2 separate regions of the Homo sapiens genome follow, and region 1 is linked to region 2. Evidence: chromatin loops called from intact Hi-C (ENCODE). Cell type or tissue: MCF 10A. All regions are shown on one strand. Region 1 overlaps MLLT3 (MLLT3 super elongation complex subunit). Region 2 has its middle 140 kb from the start of SLC24A2.

What was found. Peaks named below come from ENCODE experiments on the same cell type or tissue, not always from the same donor. Only the 100,000 strongest peaks of a DNase experiment are listed, where the experiment ranks them.
Region 1: it touches region 2 in a loop (4-fold over the local background); 8 of 110 quality-filtered maps call a loop at or near these places.

Annotation. Positions count from the first base shown.
Region 1 is chr9:20,406,217-20,408,716 of GRCh38, reverse strand. The region is part of intron 5 of MLLT3 (MLLT3 super elongation complex subunit); the gene reads left to right. Among named protein-coding and RNA genes, the nearest start is that of MIR4473, 3.8 kb to the left of the region's middle. In MCF 10A, a CTCF peak has its summit at 1,512 (motif pointing right); no DNase peak of the experiment used is centred here.
Region 2 is chr9:19,924,919-19,927,418 of GRCh38, reverse strand. It overlaps a transcript of SLC24A2 not described here. Among named protein-coding and RNA genes, the nearest start is that of SLC24A2, 140 kb to the right of the region's middle. RefSeq lists enhancers at 939-1,048, 974-1,268. In MCF 10A, a CTCF peak has its summit at 1,262 (motif pointing left); a DNase peak (open chromatin) is centred at 1,238.

The sequences.
Region 1 (2,500 bases), 480 kb before region 2:
TTTATTGTGTTTTCAAAGTGGCTTTTTAATGACTTGTAATTCCAGCACATGCAAGAGCTGTAAAGTCTGTAAGTATGGTGAGGGAGCAGCTGGAGAGGCCATTCATTAAAGGGCTGCCCTGGCTCTCCAGGGGGCAGGTTCTCATCGGAGGCTCCTGTTTTCTGTGTTTTATAACTGGAGGTAAAAATACCTGAACGGTTACAGTTCTTCCTCTGGTAAATTCTGCTCAATGTGGAACATTAATTGAAATTACCAGACAAAAGTTAACTTTGTTGGGTGCATGGAGATGTTTCACCTGTCCCTATTTTCTAACGCATTTTTTTTTTCTGTGTTGGGTGTGATCACACTGAGGAGGAGGCAGCCTTGCCAACCAGCTGTTCATTTATTCATCCATATTCCTGGTTTATTTGAAAAAAGCAGTTAAAAAGGAGATTAAAAAAAAAAACAGTTGGAGGCCTTTTTGTTTCCGTGTTTCAGTACATACTAGGGCCAGTGTGGTATCTCAGTTCTTAAATTAAGGAATTCCTTAGAAGCCCTTGGGTAGCAGAAGGTTGTGAATACACAGGGGCTCTATCTTTGCAAAGCTGGTTGTCATCAACAATTGGCAAAACTCAGCATTTCCACTGACATGTATTGAGCCAGAATCTCTCTTCCAATAAATTCTGTGAGCCTTCTTTAAGAGAGCTACATCACCTATTCAATGCATTATTGTTTCTTGCTTTATGACCTATGCATTTGATGGAATTATCCCATTTGTCATCTTTAGACATAAAGCCAACAATGGGACTCAACATGGGCTTTGCAAGACTAGCATTACCATACCACAGAGATGCCTTATAGCCATAGCTAAACTTGAGTGTTTAGTCTGTTAGTCACCCTTCTATGTACTTAACATGATTTAACTCATTCACCCCTCGAGACAGCTCTGTGAAATAGGTATTATTATTATTATTGCCATTTTATGGATGAAAAAGCTGAGGCTCCAAGATGAAGAATCTTCCCCAAGGTTGCCATCTTTAGAAGTGATGGAGCTAGGATTTGAACCCACTTGATAGGTAGTGTACCTACCTAAGAGGAGGTTGGTGGTAAAACAAATCTTATTCTTCCTTGGATTCATACTAAAATTGTAGAGGTGTGCTACATGAAGTTGGCAGTGCTGCTGGGAAAGCCTTGAATATCTCATGTTGTCCCCCATATGAATCCTGTTTCTTTGACCTATTGGTTTGGGCTTTACCAGTGGCCTTCAGGAGGTGACAGGTTGTCCTCATAGGTGGATTTGGCATGCAGAGCCAGGATTGAGGGAAGAGCTGTGAAACATCCAGGAGCCTCTAGCTTCTTACACATCCTCACTTAAAATAAAACTGACTCTCTTGGGTCTAGATTGCACCTTATTATACTATATCATCAGGATTATTTTTCTGTTTCCAGAGTTTTTCCCATGTGCTTTTGCAAGAGAATTTATGTTTCACAGAGCTGAGCTGCAATATCAACCTTTCCCAGAAGATGCCACCAAATAACAAATGGTGTCCTCCAGTTTGGAGACTCCTTTCTGAATTTCCTAGTTACATTTTGTAAATTCATGTTATAACCTCTCTAAGTTATTCAAAATGTAGGCTGTGCTTTCTTTGAATTAGGAGACAAGATAATGCAATGGTAGGAGTAGACAGAGGGTTGTTTTCTTTTGGTGTCTATGTAATTATTTAACCAAGTTTGAGAAATTGTTCTCAGAGGGTTACAATTTATGACTGTAAACTTTGCAAGCAGTGTCAAGGTCCACAAGGAAAAATCACCCCTAAGCAGCTTCCTTAGGTCACCAAAGGTGATTGTGCAGTGATATATTCCCAGATAAAGTCAAAGATCCTGCTATTAAGCAGGATAATATGGAGAAGCATTTACTAAAATGTTTGAAGACAACACTTTTATCTTTGAATTCTGAAAATATAGAGGTTAGGGATGTGGGAGTACAGGGATAGGAAGAAATATTCAGAATCTGTGACACAGAAAAGGTAATTTTCTTGCCTTTCACGGTCATAGAAGGAAAATACATATATGGGTCCCTCAGGTATTACTTTAAATAAATAGAGAAAGAAAGAAATTACTAGAGTGGCCCTGGTTTGAGACCTCAGTGCTTAGAATCACGGTACTGGTTTTTAAACAATAAATTGCTGACCTTTGCTTTATTATGTGACACTCCTATTTTTTTAAGTATGATAAACTATCATGTCACTTTAAGTTATTAAAAACATTTTCTTCTAGATGTGTTTAATGGTTTGTAATATTCTTTCATTACTCTAATAATGTTCAGTAACGCTTAAAAATATGTATGTGGTAGGTACTTCCTATGTACGGTCACTGCATGAGGTGGTCCAGATAGTACAAAGTTAGAATTTGAGCTGGTCTTTGAAGGAAAGAGGCATGAATTAGTAGAGATGAGGGTGTGGGGTCAGTGGGAGAAGACTTTCTATTTATTTTTGAGACAGGGTCTCGCTATATGGCCCAG
Region 2 (2,500 bases):
TAGATCCGCAAGTGAAGTAGGTGCCATTTATTATCTCCATTTTTTGGAGGAGGAAACTAGGCTTAGCTGGAAACTCAGCAGAGCTGGGATGTAAACCTAGGCAGGCGAGCTTAAGCACTGGATAGAGTGCGAGAGAACTTTCTAGCCCAAGGCACAGGCAGCTTCTCTTCACAAGGTTCGTAGAAGGGGCTAGGCGACCACAGGTTGGGGACTTACGATGCCGGCTGGAGTGTGGAATTGCTGATGAAGGTAACATGCTAAGGTCCAGGCTTCCAGGACTCTCTGCCAGGTCCGGCTGGAAGCAGCAGAACTCTGTCCTCTTCTGCTGCTGTGGAAGCCCCGACTGGAAATGCAGCTCTGGAGTCTCCCTTTCTCTTCGTTAAATCTCATTAACACTTGTGGGAGTTACGCCCCTGCCTCAAGGAGAACACAGACCTCTAATTGCTGTGAAAAGAGGCCTGGGAAACCCCGTTCCTCTACCACCCCTGACTCTGGGTCTCCTCCTCCTCTGCTCACCGCTGGCGGGGGCTCTTCCAGACTCTGCAGCCCTGGCTTGGTCCCCCAGATTATTAAGTCATTTGTAAAAATCAAACTCATGTGCTCTCCAGAATGTCTTTAGGTCAGCTATCACAACAGCATGGTCCTCTGAATTTTTTTCCCGGGTGCATACAGCAAATGGCCAATCCAAGTGCAGTGTAGAGAGATGGCAGGTCTGCAGTCTGTTTGGTCTTCATCCTCTCTGGGGAATCTTCTTTTTCTCTCCCAGTACCACAGACTAATATTCTGATTCACATTCTGTGATGCTGCCGTTCCTTCTTTCTTTTGTTTTTCTTTTTTTTTTTTTATACCTGCATAAACAGCAATGTCCCAAGCTATGTAGACCAGAGCAGTAAGCCAGTGATGAGCCGTGAACACCTGGACACTGATTGGATGACATTTGCAAAGAACTGGGCGAAGCATCTGGGAGCGAATGCTTGCGCTTGGCAGCAGAGCGGCTGGCGCGGGAGAGCCAGGGTCATCCCAAGAACTCTGTGTGATCCCAGTCCAAGGACAGGAGACAGGGCTTTCCTTGAAGGGAGGTACTGAATGAAAGGTGAGTCACGTAACTACAGCGGAGCGAAAAGGAAACAGAGAATGGTGAAGTCAAACAAAGGGGCAGGAAGAAAAAGAGACAACAGCGTTCCTCCCACCCTGCAGGGAGAAAGGAGCCGCCGCCATAACCTCAACTCAGTCCTCTCCCGCCATCTAGTGGTCATGCTTAGTGACTGCAGCACAGACTACTAAGGGGAATCGTGACACAGGGAGGTGTCGGTGAGATCGCTACCTTATGGCCTGAAGAGTAGACATACTCAACACAAAGGGTAACTCGAGCCAAAACCATCACCAGGAAAACAGGCCCTTTTCTGTGGAAGGGCTTGTTTGTTTTGATTCGAAATACTGTGCAATTAAAGAACAGATGTGTGTCTTGCTCAATCTGCAGGTTAATGGAGGTTGGCTTGGAAATTCCCCAGCCCCTAGCAATTTCTTTAAAAAGGATTCACGTGTGTAGCACACGATTAAAATCTCTGTCAGGAAAAGCCAGTTTTTTATGAATAAAGACTATTTGTTACTTCTATTTTCTGACACAATCCAGAAGCCAAACATTCCTTACATTTTGAAGAGGATAGAGAAGGAACCCTGTCACATCAGATCCCTTGTCTAGACTCCACTCCCTAGTCAGGGAACCTCAGGTTTTTATCCTCCTCTAATAATTAGCTTTCCTGTGAAAAATACATGACGCAGGTTCTGGTCAATTTTTTTTTCTGCAGATTTTCTTTCCCCATTCTCAAATACGAAATATTTGAAGTTCCCAGTGACCAAATCTTGGTACAGGTGTTGGCTGATTGAATTATAAAATGTAGAGCTTTTTGGCAGCAAGAACTAATGTGTAAAGAATAAAACATATATACACAAGGAGTTACAGCTTCACAAATATATATGTCTACCACAAGTAATTGTGCTTACCTATGCCAAAATTTTCACATGTATTAGATTCTAAGAGATGACAAAAAGATCAAGTAAATACAGCCTGTCAACATTCCTTTTTGTCTGTGCCTATATATATGAGATGAACAAAATTTGTAGATCTAAGCAGCAGGGTGCTTTCTCCAGGTTCCTCTGCATTCTTTTCTGGGTCACTATAAATCTATATATCTTTGACTGGATATAGATAAAGGTGCAGCCTAGACCTGTCCTTATAGAGAACGTCTGATGTTTGTTTGTTCTACAGCACATCTGTGCAGGTCTGTGGGGTCACCAGTTATTCTGGGAGTGATAATGTAGGCTCCCTTATGTAAGGCAAGCTGTGTTTTACTTTGGTGCTGGATGCCAAGGGTCCAAGCATGCTATAGAAAATTCCACTTTGATGCATTGACTGCTCTGGGGCCAAAGACCCCTTAGAATTGACTCTACTTGAAGCCTGACTTTCAAGAGTACTGAGCCTAGAACAGTCAGAAGAGCT